Regions from separate parts of the Homo sapiens genome. Here region 1 is linked to region 2. Evidence: chromatin loops called from intact Hi-C (ENCODE). Cell type or tissue: mammary epithelial cell. All regions are shown on one strand.

Evidence for each region. Peaks named below come from ENCODE experiments on the same cell type or tissue, not always from the same donor. Only the 100,000 strongest peaks of a DNase experiment are listed, where the experiment ranks them.
Region 1: a loop joins it to region 2, with 13 times the contacts of the local background. A loop is called at or near these places in 2 of 110 quality-filtered maps.

What each region holds. Positions count from the first base shown.
Region 1 is chr6:38,401,639-38,409,638 of GRCh38, forward strand. All of the region lies in intron 6 of BTBD9 (BTB domain containing 9), which reads right to left. Among named protein-coding and RNA genes, the nearest start is that of BTBD9-AS1, 76 kb to the right of the region's middle. In mammary epithelial cell, no CTCF peak of the experiment used is centred here; a DNase peak (open chromatin) is centred at 3,503; H3K27ac peaks cover 1,361 bases.
Region 2 is chr6:38,333,383-38,341,382 of GRCh38, forward strand. The region is part of intron 7 of BTBD9 (BTB domain containing 9); the gene reads right to left. Among named protein-coding and RNA genes, the nearest start is that of BTBD9-AS1, 140 kb to the right of the region's middle. In mammary epithelial cell, a CTCF peak has its summit at 4,880; a DNase peak (open chromatin) is centred at 4,889.

The DNA.
Region 1 (8,000 bases), 68 kb after region 2:
ATTGTCTAGGTTCCAGGATAGAGCTATTATGAATTATTCACAAAAAGGCAGTATGTATAGTCAAATGGTTAAGAAAACAGGCTTTGGAGTGAGTGACCTGGGTTCAAGTTCCAGCTCTGCCACTGATTTATCGTAGGACTATGGACAAGGATTCTTCATTGTAAAATGAAGACAAAAGTTAGCATTAAATGAGAATAATTCATTGTAACATACATAGCAGCTTAATGCCTGACACCTAGTAAGTGTTCAACAAATGTTAACTATACATACTCTACTCTTTAAAAGAATCCTAAGGAAGACTACAAGTGGCTTTCTATATTGGTTCCAATATATTTGAAATTATAACCAGAAGATGTTCTTTAAAATTGCTAATATAATCAATACACAAAATCAATTGTATTTCTATAAATGAACAATGAAAAAATGAAAATAAAATTAAGAAAACAATTTCATTTACAATAGCATCAAAAAGAATAAAATATTTAAAATATATTTAGCAAATATGCAAGACTAGTACATTGAAAACTATAAAGTATTGTTGAAAGAAATTTTAAAAGTCCTAAATAAATGGAAAGACATTCTGTGTTCATGGATTAAAAGATTTAATATGTTAAGGTGACGATACTTCTCAAAGCGATCCATAGATTCAATGCAATCCTTTTCAAAATCCCAACACACTTATTTGTAGAAATTGACAACCTGATCCTAAAATTCATATGGAAAGAACCCAGAATAGCCAAAACAATCCCCCATCCCCAAAAGAGTTAGAAGAATCACATTTCCTGATTTTAAAACTTATGACAGACCACAGTAATCAAGATAGTGTAACACTGGCATAAGGGTAGACATATAAACCAACAGAATAAAATTGAGAGCACAGAAATAAACCCATACATCTATGGCCAACTGATTTTTGACAAGGCTGCCAAGACAATTCAAAGGGGAAAATGTGCCTGGGACAACTGGATGTCCAATACAAAAGAATGAATTTAGACTCTTGCCTCACACTGTATATAAAAAGTAACTAAAAATGGATCAAAGACCTAAACATAAGAGTCAAAACTATAATACTTTTAGAAGAAAATAGAGGTGTATGTTATCATAACCTTAGATTAGGCAACAATTTCTTAGCAATGAAACCTAAATCAGCAAGACTTGGTGGCTCATGCCTATAATACCTGCACTTTGGAAGGCCAAGGAGGGAGGATTGCTTGAGCTCAGGAGTTCGAGACCAGAGTGGGCACCATAGTGAGACTCCATCTCCACTAAAATTAGAAAAAAAAATTAGCTGGACTTTGGTGGTGTGCACCTGTCATCCCAGCTACTCAGCTGGTTAAGGTGGGAGAATTGCTTAAGCCTGGGACACAGAGGCTGCAGTGAGCTATCATTGCACTCCAGCCTGGGTGATAGAGTGAAACCCTGTCCAAAGAGAGGAGAGGGGAGGGAAGGGGAGGGGAAGGGAGGGGAGAAGAAGGAAAGAAAAAAGAAAAGAAGAGAAGAGAAGAAAAGGAAAGGAAAACCTAAATCACAAGCAACCAAAGAAAAAATAAATTGGACTTCATCAAAATTTAAAACTTTTGTGCTTCAAAGGACATTATCAAGAAAGCAAAAAGACAACCCACAAAAGGAGAGACAATATTTCCCCACAAAATTAAATCATATATCTGATAGGGTTCTGGTAATTATATACATATGTATATCTTAAAACTCAACAATTTTAAAAAATCCAATTAAACAATGGGCATATAAACAAAAACCAACTCAATTTAAAAAGGCATAAAGAATCTGGATAAGACGTTTTCCAAATAAAACCCTGTAAATCCCCAATAAGCATATGAAAAGACACTCAATGTTATTAGCCATCAGGTAAATGCAAATGAAAACCACAACTGATATACCCACAAGGATGGCTATAATCAAAAATGTCTGATAATGACAATGAGTGTTGATGAGAATGTTGAGAAATTAGAACCATTTCATACTACTAGCCGGAATGTAAAATGGTACAGTTTCTATGGAAAACAGTCTGGCAGATCGTCAAAAAGTTAAAGACAGAATTTCCATATGACCCAGCAATTCTACTCCTAGTTATATACTCAAGGGATCTGAAAACATATGTCCATACAAGAACATGTACATAAATGTGTATAGCAGCATTATTCACAGCAGCCAAAAGACTAAAATGGCCCAAATATCCATCAACTGATGAATGGATAAGTAAAATACTGTATATTCATACAATGGAACATTATTCAGCCATAAATAGAAATGAAGTACTGATATATGCTATAACACAGATGAACCTTGAGAGAATTATATGAAGTAAAAGAAGCCAGACACAAAAGGCCACATATTGTATGATTCCATTTACATGAAATGTCCAGAATACACAAATCCATAAAGACATAAAGCAGATTAGTGGTGGCCAGGGGATGGGGAGAGAAGGGATTGGGAAGTGACTGCTTATGGATACTGAGTTTCTTTTTAGGGTGATAAAAAATGTTAGTGGTGATGGATGCACAACCTTCTGAATACACTAAAGACCACTTAATTGTACACCTTAAAATGGTGAATTTATGGCATATTAACTATATCTCAATTTTTAAAATTCCAAAATAAGCCGCTAATATAAATCCATTCCTTTAGCACACTAGCCCATTTTCTTTCCTCAGCAGACTTAGAGAACAAGTACTCTTCATTTACCATAGCATGATTTTGTGAGTCTTTAATATCTTCAAACAGTAGTAGACCCAGTTAGGTAACCTTACTTGATACAGAAGTAGAATAGACAAATTTGCATCTTATCTGGCACAGTTCCAAAACAGAGGATGCATTCATTACCGACAGCACAGCTAGGACAATAGAAGAATCACACATTTGAAAAGTGAAAGCTTCCGCCCAGAGCAAGTCAATAAAAAAAAACAAAACCCCAAACTACTAACTCTTCATCCCTGAGCCTGCCTGGCATGCATGGGATCTCATTCTGCCAAAAACCAAATTCAAAACAAATATCAAGATTCTAGGGAGGGCAAAGTTCAAACAAGCAAAAGCATTTCTAGTTGTTACTGCAGATAAGGGATAAACTGATGTGTTTCATTCTGGGCTTGTTATTATCAAATTGACCCTGGCCAGCAGAGGATAAAATTAGGATGGTTTCACTCCAGGTAAAAAGGTAGAGCTCAGTTCCAGAGTGGCCCGCACTTGAAATACTTTCTACTTCAATTAATTCTGTCAGAAAAGAGACAAATTCAGAAATCTCTTCAGGTTAGAGCCCTAGCCCTTTTCAGTGTTGTAAAATTCATACTGGGAAGAGGCTGAGGTAGGAAATATTACTGTCATCACTGAGGCTTTCAGTGCTTATTGTCAATCGTTATGAAACGATCTTGTCTGATTCATACCTCTAAACAATCAGAAGAAATCAAAGTAACAATGTAAGAGTTTCAGGAACAAATACAAAACTTGCCTGATGGTTGTAGCTTTGAGTTGTGCAATTCTAGGAATGTACCATGATCTCTGGCTTCTATCCAGAATGCTAAATAGACAATCTATCTGAGGAAGGGCCTGATCCCTCATACCTGGCCTGGGCAGGTCTGTGACTACATGTGTATCACTCGCTTTGAACCTGATACCCTATAAGACAAGGGAAGAAAATCTGGAAACTGGCAAAACAGTTAAAAAAAAAATTGGACAGTCATTGTAGGGCTCCTGCCAACTTCTGGTTTCTTGCCATAGAGAGTAATGATTCCTGCCAGTCACTTAGAAAAAGAATAGCTTCTAGAAAAGCTAAATTGCTATGACCTGAAAGCAGCAACTCTGCATCAGCACATAAAAACTTATAGGAAGTTGGAAGTCTGAAAAATCAGATTCATATTCAGAAATTTAATCTCTCCTCCAATACTGAAGCTATAATGAGAAATAAGCTCCTGCAAAAACACATATTAATCATTTTATTGGTTCTGTTGTTAAAAAAAAAAACAAACAATAACACCCAGCTAGTGTTACATTCTCAGTGCAAATGATATAAGGTTTTGTGATGGCAAAACCTTCAAATTATTTTATCCATATTTGTTCTATAACTTTTTAATACTAAATATTCCCAAATAAATAGAAGTCAATGGACTCAGGAAAGCAGCCATAAAGCCTATTTGAGTTTCCATACTGATCGCAGATCTTCTAGTGTTGGTCTAAATATTCTAGTGATAAACAATTCAGCACCTAGAATAATTCTCCATGTCAGCTGTGCACAACAGTTACAAATGAAATTTTGAAAATGTCTTTGGGGGAATAAAAGCTTTGTGAAGATGCTGGGGGAGGGGCAGTGAAATGTGGGTGCTTCAGAAATCAACAACAGTGGACAGGATGTTAATGAGCTATGACGTCAGCAGAGACATGTATTGGTAAGCTACTATTCAAGTGGGCTCAACTTTAGGCCTCTCAACCCAAAACCTGAGCTTAGATCCAACACACATTCATAGGTCTTTAGGTAAAAGGCAAGGGAAGATAAGGAAAGAAATTCTTCACAACTCTGTAGGACAGGGACCTAGCACCTTCTTATAAATCTTTGGCTCCTACACAAATCTAACATTTTAGAGTCCCAGAAAAGAGTAACCATAAGGAGCATCAGCATAGGCCAAAGGCAAAATTCTTTGCCAAGCTCTAAGTGCTGTTGAGATTTTGATCTAAAGCCCGAGAATTGATTGTGTGTGTGTTTTTTTAATCTCCAAATTCTACTGACTATCAGCAAGTTGAAGCAAGCCCCACATCACACTGTAGAGGAATATACATACATTACCATTCCATTAAATTTCTTGTCAGAATTGGTACTTGGAAAAGACCTCTTAGATTAGGGAATACATTTTCATTTACAGTAAGGAGTTGGCATTCCCAATTCCCAGTGGTAGTACTAGAAGAATTGGAAAAATAATTTTCTGATACTCTTACTCTCAAAAACAATGTTAGAAGATTAAAAGACTAGTCCTGGATATGCAATCTTAATAAGAAGAATCACATTGGGGAAACTAAATTTCTACAGGTATCGTGTCATCTGAAATCAATAATCACCTTGGTGAGGAAGGTAGGACAAAGTACTTTCTTATTATGATATTTTAATGGGGATCACACTTTGCTGCCCAGGCTGGAGTGCAGTGCCTATTCACAGACACGACCACAGTGCACTGCCGCCTCAAACTCCTGGGCTCTAGCAATCCTCCTGCCTCAGCCTCCTGAGTAGCTGGGACTATAAGCGAGTGCCACTATGCCTGGCTATGATTATCACCATGCTCAAGGAAGCTCAATGACCAGTCTGAGCAGGATTCACATGGTAAGTAGCAGAACCAGGTCTGGAAGTGAAGTCAGAGTTCAAATTCCTTGTTCTGTTTCCACTACCTGGCTGTCTTTTGTAAGGAGAATGGGAGGCAGAAATGGGAGTGAACAAGAAGAAAGCAGAATAAAAATGTATGTTGCACCTGAGTATTTCTCAAATAGATTTTAATTTTATTTTCCTACAGGTTTGGAAAAGTATTTGATGACATCTTAACTGTTTAAACTTTTATTTTCCTTTTGAATCCGACTTGCAACACATCTGTTGATCACATATAAAATAAAATTGCCAGAGATTAAGCAATGAGTTGTTTTCAATAAATTCTAACTTTTGTTCCCAGTCCAATTCAAATGGCAACTTTCAGAATGAGGCCAAATTGAAAGATCATTTCAGAGCAATAAAAGAGGAAGTTCTTTCAGTAGGGAATCACTTTTGAGTTCTAGTTCTTTGCAATGTTATATTTAAGACCAATTACTTATCCAGTATGCCTGTGTACCAGCCTGGCTATGCCCGGATCAGGACGAGAAGCAGACCAGCCACAGTTCTTCCTGTGTGCAACCTGCAGCAGCCCCTTGCAGAGTCTAGCTGGGGTTTTGAAGAATTCTAGTCATGCATTTAATAAAAGTCATTTTCCCAATGTGCTAGACTTCAGTTCTAACTTGGAAAAAGGGAGCTAAGTTGGGTAAAGTTAAATGTGGGGAAATATGCAGGACAAAATCAGCTAAGTGACTGCTTTCAACAAAAACCAAAAACTATTTCATTTTCCATGGGTATTTTCACAATGTTTTCCTATGTTCATGACTATAAAGATGATCAATTGTAAATCCTGAAGTAGCAATGGAAATAATTATCAAAACTGGATTCAATTAGAAGACTAACAAAATCCATCATGCTTGCCTTTCCATCCAGATAAATTCAAGAATCCCTGCATTCAAGGTCCTCAATGGAACAACTCTGATGTATAATCAGATCAAAGGAAAGCTGTTTTTGCTTTCTTTTTGGAGATAATTTATTTTTCCTAAAAAAGGAATCCCAATGAAACAGCTGATACATAACCTAAAATTAGGCCACTTTACTTACTAACACTTGAAGGACACGATTTAAAATCATGGCACTGGCAAAGCGTGGTGGCTCATGCCTGTAATCTCAGCACTTTGAGAGGCCGAGGCAAGAGGATCACATGAGGCCAGGAGTTCGAGACCAGCCTGGGCAACACAGTGAGACCCCCATCTCAAAAGAAAATAGAAAAATTAGTTAGGTGTAGTGACATGCACCTGCAGTCCCAGTTTCTTGGGAGGCTGAGGCAGGGGGATCACTTGAGCCCAGGAGTTCAAGTCTGCAGTGAGCTATAATCGTGACACTGCACTCCAGCAACAGAGCAAGACCCTGTCTCTAAACAAAACAAAACAAAACCAAAAAAACAGTTCTCATATTCTCTTACTTCCTTTGCCTACTATTCTAATGCTTAAAGGTTAAATACATTGAAGAGAATCCAAAAAGAATCCAAAGCTTTGTGATCTGGATAGGGGATGAACCCACCAATGTTTGTTTTTCCTTTGCTCGGGTTGAAATAATTCCAAGACTGCCACATTGACACCTTAGCCTTACATCATGAGATATAGTTGTTAAGGTCACTATATTTGCATGTTGGCTTAACAAGAAAAATCCCTGAAAAACCACTGAACATACAAACTATAAATACTCCAAAGTAAACAGTTGCTGTGTAGAATCAACAAAAAAAGAATATATGCAAAGAGGGAACATCTTTTATTATTTCCTAAGTCTTACCAACAACAGGCTTCCAAATTAATTTTGTCTTTACCCCTCTTTGTCCGAAAAACTAAGGCTAAAAGCAGTAGCATTTCTACCATCCCTCCCTCACTCAGTCCATTCTCAGGAAACACAGAGCCCAAAGGAAGTATCCAAAGGAAAATGATACGAAATTCTAATGCTTAGGTACTACTTCAGGTACCAGTGCTATAGAAAAAGACCAAAGAGAAATAATTGGTGGACAGGCGCAGTGACTCATGCCTGTCATCCCAGCACTTTGGGAGGCCGAGGCAGGTGGATCACTTGAGGCCAGGAGTTCGAGCCCAGCCAGGCCAACATGGTGAAACCCTGTCTTCACTAAAAATACAAAAACTAGCCAGGCATGATGGCAGGTGCCTGTGATCCCAGGTACTTGGGAGGCGGAGGCAGGAGAATCGCTTGAACTAGGGAGGTGGAGGTTGCAGTGAGCTGACATCACATCACTGCACTCCAGCCTGGGTGACAGAGACAGACTCCATCTCAAAACAAAACAAAACCCAAGACAAATAATTGGTGGCCTACAACATAATGTGAATTAACTTAATTCCTTAAGCAAGCTTAATCAGCATACTTTTCTGAGATATTCTATAAGGGCTTAATAAGTGTTCATTAGTTTTGAAATGGGAGAAAAGATGTAAGATAGAGTACCCTGTAGTTGTTTTTTAAATACTTATTTTTAATCTATATTTCTAAAATTCAGGAAAACAGATGTTCATAAACTCCTGTTTACTGATTAAGAATTTCTTGAAAAGGCTATCTCTAAAATATGTGATCTGGCTGAGCATGGTGGCTCACGCCTGTAATTCCAGCACTTTGGGAGGCCGAGGTGGGCAGATCACCAGGTCAGGAGATTGAGACCATCCTGGCTAAC
Region 2 (8,000 bases):
TGCAGTATTTTCACTCTTCTGGTAAAAACTTAGATACATGTATGATATGGTTTCAATCTGTTTCCCCACCCAAATCTCATGTCAAATCGTAACTCCCAGTGTTGGAGGCGGGGCCTGGTGGGAGGTGACTGAATCATGGGGTCAGACCTCCCCTTTGCTGTTTTCATGATACAGTTCTCACAAGATCTGGTTGTCTGAAAGTGTGTAGCACCTCTTCCTTCACTCTTTCTCTCTCTCTCCTGCTGGCCATGTAAATAAGTGCCTGTTTTCCCTTCGCCTTTTGCCATGACTGTAAGTTTCGTGAAGCCTCTGCAGAAGCAGAAGCCCGTACAGCCCACAAAACCATGAGCCAATTAAACCTCTTTTCTTTATAAATTACCCAGTCTCAGTTATGTCTTTATAGCAGTGTGAAAGTGGACTAACACAGGAAACGTGTACCAGAGAAGTGTGCCATTGCTACAACGATACCTGAAAATGTGGAAGCAACTTTGGAACTGGGTAATAGGTAGAACTGGAACAGCCTGGAGGGCTCAGAAGAAGACAGGAAGATGAGGGAAGGCTTAGAAGTTCTTAGACTTGTTAAATTGTTGTGACCAAAATGCTGATAGTGATGTGACAGTGAAGTCCAGGCTGAGGGGGTCTCAGATGCAGATGAGGAACTTATTGGGAACTGGAGTAAAGGTCACTTTTGCTATGCTTTAACAAAGAGACTGGCAGCACTGTGCCCCCTGCTCTAGGGATGTGTTGAACTTCAAATTTGAGAGAGATGAGTTAGGGTATCTGGAGGAAGACATTTCTAAACAACAATGCATTCAAGATATGTCCTGGCTGCTTCTAAAAGCATATGCTCATATGCATGAACACAGAGATTATCTGAAACTAGAACTTATATTTAACAGCTGGGCATGGTGGCTCATGCCTGTAATCCCGGCACTTTGGGAGGCCAAGGTGGGAGGATCACTTGTGGTCAGAAGTTCGAGACAGGCCTGGCCAACATGGTGAAACTGTCTCTACTAAAAATACAAAAATTAGCCAGGCGTGGTGGTGCACACCTGTAATCTCAGCTACTCGGGAGGCTGAGGCAAGAGAATCACTTGAACCCAGGAGGCGGAGGTTGTAGTCAGCGGAGGTTGTAGTGGTTGCACCACTGCACTCCAGCCTGGGTGACAGAGCGAGACTCCATCTCAAAAATAATAACATAACATAACATAACATAACATAACATAACATAACATAACATAACATAAAATAAATAAAATAATAAAATAAAATAAAACAAAACAAAACAAAACAAAACAAAAACAAGCTGTACGCATTTACATTTACCTAGACACACACATCCATACTACTATATGTATCCATCCTTATAATAATAAGGGAATACATAAGTAGAGCCCAAAAATTCAATCCTGTAAAATAAAGTAAATCCTATAAAACAAGAGCAGTAAAAATTTTTTTCCCGGCAATCTTTATTCTTAAAAAAAAATGGAAAGGATAATAAGATACATATTGATATGGTTTGGCTTTGTGTCCCCACCCAAATCTCATCTTGAATTGTAATCCCCACGTGTTGAGGGAGGGACCTGGTGGGAGGTGACTGGATCATGAGGGTGGAATTTCCCCATGCTGTTCTCATTATAGTGAGTGAGTTCTCCTGATATCTGATGGTTTAAAAGTGTGGCACTTCCTTGCTCTCTCCCTCTCTCTCCTGCTGCCATGTAAGGTGTGCCTTGTTTCTCCTTTGCCTTCTGCCATGAATGTAAGTTTCCTGAGGCCTCTCCCCAGCCATGCACAACTGTGAATCAATTAAACCTTTTTTCTTTATAAATTATCTAGTCCCAAGTAGTTCTTTTATTTTATTTTAATTTTAAATTTTTTTTTTTTTTTTGAGACAGAGTCTCACTCTGTTGGCCAGACCGGAGTGCAGCAGTGCAATCTGAGCTCACTGCAACCTCCGCCTCCTGGGTTCAAAGGATTCTCATGGCTCAGCCTCCTGAGTAGCTGGAGCTACAGGCGTGCACCACCAAACCTGGTTAATTTTTGTATTTTTAGTAGAGACAGGGTTTTGCCATGTTGGCCAGGCTGGTCTTGAACTCCTGACCTCAAGCAATCCGCCTGCTTTAGCTTCCCAAACTGCTGAGATTACAGGCGTGAGCCACTGTGCCCAGCCTCCAGGTAGTTCTTTTTTTTTTAGTTTTTTTGAGAGGGAGTCTTGCTCTGTTGCCAAGGCTGGAGTGCAGCAGCATGATCTCGACTCACTGCAACCTCTGCCTCTCAGGTTCAAGCGATTCTCCTGCCTCAGCCTCCCGAGTAGCTGAGACTACAGGCGTGCGCCACCATGCCCAGCTAATTTATTTATTTATTTTTTTGAGATGGAGTCTCACTCTGTTGCCCAGGCTGGAGTGCAGTGGCACAATCTTGGCTCACCGCAACCTTTGCTTTCCGGATTCAAGCGATTCTCCTGCCTTAGCCTCCCGAGTAGCTGGGATTACAGGTGCCCGCCACCACACCTGGCTAATTTTTGTATTTTTTTGTAGAGATAGGTTTTCACCATGTTGGCCAGGCTGGTCTCAAACTACTGACCTCAGGTGATCCACCAAACCTCAGCCTCCCAAACTGCTGTGATTACAGGTGTGAGCTACCGCACCCGGCCTCCAGGTAGTTCTCTATAGCAGTGTGAAAATGGACTAATACACATATGTACACACTGACCACATACTAAGCTGAGAACCCTAGAAGGGAAAAGTGAAAGGCTACAGCTCACTGTAACTTCTACTCCAATTCCTCCATCAGGTGCAAGGTGGTCCACTAGAAGGGGCTCTGCCTGTGGAGTGGGTCGGAAATAAGCTTTTGCACACACTGACCATTTTGTGTGAATCTCTCCTGAGCTTCCCCACTCTTCCCTTCCTTAAGGACTGACTGTATTATTCCATTCTCATGCTGCTATGAAGAAATACCCGAGACTGAGTAATTTAGTAAAGAAAAGAGGTTTAATTGACTCATAGTTCTGCATGGCTGGGAAGGCCTCGGGAAACTTATAACCATGGCAGAAGGGGAAGGAGAAGAAAGGCACCTTCTTCACATGGCAGAAGGAGGGAGAAGTGCCGAAAAAAGGGGGAAGTCCCCTTATAAAACCATTAGCTCTTGTGAGAACTCACTCACTATCACAAGAACAGCATGGGGGTAACTGCCCCCATGATTCAATTACCTCCCACCGGGTCCCTCCCACAACATGTGGGATTATGGGAACTACAATTCAAGATGAGATTTGGATGGGGATACCGCCAAACCATATCCCTGACCCAATTTATACCCTCCACTAGGAGGTCTTCCTGATACCAGTACCCCAGCTCTGGTTAGTGCCCCCTGTTCAGTGTTCCTACAGCATCTGCTGAAACTTCCCGATACATGACTTATTTTACTGAGTTGTCACCTTCTGTTTAAGTGTCTTTCTTCTCTATTAGCTCTTAAGATCCTTCAAGGCAGAAACTACACCCATGTGTCTTTCTCTCCCCTGTGTCTAAGATACACTCAGCAGCCTCTTAATAAATGTCTGCTTAATGCCAAGAAATTTACAGTAGCTAAAGAAGTTAAGCTTTACTGACAAGCAGAACCAGCCTTAATATCTGGTTAGAGAAATAGGACTTGGAAAAGCACAGCCTCCTGGTCTAGACTAGTTCAGACTCACTAGTGCCACTGTAGGAAACTATCTGCATTAAGGCCCTTAAGGCCCCTCTGCCAAGCCAGGAAGTTTGCTTCTTTGCCACATTCTAACACCTTCATCTGCTACTGAACTTCCTCACACCCAAATCTCTGTTTCTGCTCCAGAGGACATTCACTTTACTAAACACAGTTGTGAAGCACAGAAGTTGTGTTATACGTCTAGGTCACTGGATGCCAAAAACCCTTAACAGCCCAGATTTCCAACTCTGTTTACTTTCCCAAAAATTTTACAGCATTCTAAACATACTGTTACAATCTCAAAATAGTTTTAAATGACAGTAGTAACCATAGACAACCTATTTCTATTTACTATCTTCAGCTCCTCTGAGGGAAACGGTATTATTGCTATGTAAATTAGCACTTCTGTAATGCTCCTTAATATTTACTGAATTTTCCAAGGCCTAGCTCAAAATACCATTCTTCATGAAGCCTTATCTTACTAGGCAAGAGATACGTTCAGTTCCTTTGCAGCCCAAATCAATACTTAACCTTTCTCCACACCTGTTTATGCCTTTGTCTGTTGTTCTCCACTCCACTTATTTCCATACCTTGCCAATGTGACTGTCCGGCTACTTTGAATCAGATGGTAAGTTTCCTGTTGGAAGGAGCCCCCTTTACAGTGCCTGTCTTCCGGTCTTTGTGCCAGGAATCTGTTTTCTTTCAGCTCTATTCCTTCCCTTGTCCTACACTGGATCTCAGAGGCTAAACCTTTGAAAACTACGGTTTCCCAGACTCCCCTTACCAGCCTGTTTTTTTGTTCTGCCAACAGAAGAGACTGGTGGAAGACTGAAATATAGGAGGAAGGAAAAAGACATGTTCTTGTCTATTTGTTTCCGGTGGTACTGAAGGTAGCAGCAGGTGAATATGGACTCCGGTGTTTCTGTTCAGATAGCACAGTTCCAGTGGTGGCAGCAGTAGTAAGTGTACCGACAGCTTCAGCAACAGAGTTCTTGTGCTTCTGCTGCTGATTTTGGTTGCCCTAGATCCAATCCCAGTAGTCCCCCCTTATCTGCAGGGGATATGTTCCAAGATGCCCAGTGGATGTCTGAAACTTCATGTAGTACCAAACTCAATATACACTATGTTTTTCACTACACAGTAACAGGCAGCTAGCATATACAGCATGGATACACTGGACAAACAGATGATTCACATCCCTGGTGGAGCAGAGTGGGATGGCACAAGATTTCATCATGCTACCAGGAATGGCATGCAGTTTAAAACTTATGAATTGTTTATATCTGGGATTTTCCATTTAATATTTTTGGACCACAGTTGACTACAGGTAAATGAAACCACGGAAAGCAAAACCACAGATAAGGGGGTCTACTGTACAGAACAAAAAGTTACCAGTCTTCCTGGATCCATGCTGGTAAGACACAAAAGTAACACTTTAACGGCCTAAAGCTGATAATAGAATCTTATTCCTATTCTTTGAAAGGGTTAAAGAAACCATAATTTTGAACCTAGAGCTCTATGCCCTAGTTATTATCTCTCAAGCAGAGAGGTAGAACCAGGGACAAGGATGAGAGGGACATATGAGAACTTCTATTTTCCAGGAGAACCAGGAGACCTTAGGAAGCACAACCAGACTTCTGTAATGCTGAATGCCACACTCTAATCTCAGTGTAAAGTGTTTACTGCTCCCCCAAGTCTTACTAAAAGCATATTCTCTATTCACCTAGAAGACTCATAAGAAGAGAAGAGCCATTTAAAAAAGAAAAAAGGGAATGCAAATGGCCCTTAAACATATGAAAAGATGCTCAATTTCTCTCCTAAGAGAAATGCAGTTAAAATTGCACTGAGATACCATTTCTCACCTATCGAACTGGCTAAAGTCCAGAAGTTTGACAACATGCTCTGCTGGCAAGGCTGTGGGGAAACAGTCTTTATCATACAATACCAGGGAGAATTTAAAAATGTTATAATCCCTGTGAAAGTGAATTTGGCAATATCCAGGAAAATTCTATGTGCATTTACTCTTTGATCATACAATCCCTTCTCTAGAAATCTATCCCAAAGATATATTGGCAAAAATAGGAAAAGACTTATACACAAGGCAATAGCACTATTTGTAGTAGTGGAAGATTGAAAACAACCCAAACGGTTCATCAATAGAAAACTGTTTATTTAACATCAGTTAAATAAACGATGGTATATCTATACTAATGAGGACCATGCAGCTATAAAAAGAAACAAATAATATCTTTCTCTATAGCTAGCTCCAAAATAAGTGTTGTACAGAAAAGCAAGGTGAAACCAAGTGTGGTGGTATGTGCCTACAGTCCTGTTTGCTACTCAAGAGGATGCCTAGAGCCCAGAAGTTCTAGAACAGCCTGGGCAATAGAGCAAGACCCTGTCTCAAGAAAAAGAAAAAGAAAATAAAAGAAAAAGAAGCACAGTAAGGTAAAAAATATATAATATGTATGGTATATAGTGTGCTACCAATTATTTAAAGACGTTGGGAGGATACAAAATATAAATTCAGAAATAAATATATTTTCCCACTTTTAAATGGAAGGATAACAACAACAACAAACTAAAGGAGGAAAAAAAGAGATTACTTACAGAGGTAGAGAGGGCAGGAATAGAAGCTTCATTTCTCTGAATATAGCTCTTTTGCAGGTTTGATTTTGGAACAATGTAAGTATTTCACATAGTTAGGAAACAAAAGTCTTTTAAAGGCAATCCCTAAATATTGAAAGCAAAATGGAACAGATGAACCTAATTGTATACTGAAATAGTGGCATAACTACACAGAGAATCGTTGCAAGTGACTTCAAAACATAGTCATTTTACTGTATATTTCTAGAGACAGAAGGACCTAAAAATCAGTAACAAAAATCTTAAAACTCATTTCGGTAATCATATGGTTCATAGCTGTTATGTATGTATTGGGGATAGAGCAAATGAATATTGTACTGTATCACTGATAACCAAGATTTTACCTATGAGGAAAAAGAGATGAAAGAAAGATCAAAAGCTTAAACAAAAATCTTGAATGTGAATTAGAAGTGTCAGCATATACTCATGATATATTTCATCTGCTAAATATATGTCATATAAATAATTAAGTGTATGTGCACGTATTTCCTAGTTCTGTCTACTGAAGGTCTAGAAATAGCAGCAAACACAGTAGCAAAGATCATCTACAGTATCTACACTGAGGTTTCCAAATGTCATTTTCCTCTATACGGTATCAAGCCTTCAGGAAGGAATGGCTGATTCTAGATCAAGGGCAGGAAATGTACAAAATAAACCTAGTACATCTTGTTATGCCAGAAAGCACGGAACTATCAAGGACTACTAAAGTCTTATCAAAAGGACTCAAAAACCAATTTGAAGAGACTAAAGATACAATGATTTGAATATCATTACTAATAACTGCAAGTGATTAAAAGATTTCAATCGTGTTTATTCCCACAAACTCAAAATGTATGTACTTACCTCCCCCTAACAAATCCCACAAACAAACCTTTGTCACCCTTGAAGGATGCTAGGGAACCACCTCTTTATTTTGAAAACTGGTGAAGAATGTAACATTTATCCTTCTTTTCCTGAGCGAATTGTATCTCAGGGTTACTAAATGAGTGTTGAGGAAAATTTTCTCTTTCTAGGGACTAAATGAAGAAGGAATGACGTATTTGGAAAATAACCATTTGCAATCCAAAATTACGAAATAATGAACCCAGGAAATAATCATCAATGGATGTGAACATCCAAAACAGAGAGACAACTAGAGGTTTTCTCTGCTTCTGGATAGATACACACAACACTACCTATGGAGCATTATTACCAAAAAATAATAGTTGAATCTGATTAAGGCTCTATCTAACTACCAAGTTACAAGAAATGCAACAGATAAACATGCTAAATGTTACCACGGAAATTCAATGGCCAAAATCCAGACTGGTAGACACTCTATACGAGAAAAGCCTAGTTTCTTAACAAATAAATAATTAGAGAAAAACAGACAAAGATAGACAGATAAATAGAAGAGAACATATAGATTTAAAGAGATTAAAGAATCACAACAGCTATTTGCCTAATATGGACCTTAACTGAGTTCTGATTTACTCAACCTATAAAAACACATTCTCACTCCAGACTTTGAAACAATTAGGGAAATTGGAACACTGACTGCATATTTAATGCTCTTAAGGAATTACTGTTCAGTTTTAGGGTAGTATGACGGTATTGTGTTTATGGCTACAATAAGGAGGCCTTACTTTTAGATGTGTATAATAAAGTATTTATAGGTGAAATGATAAAATGTC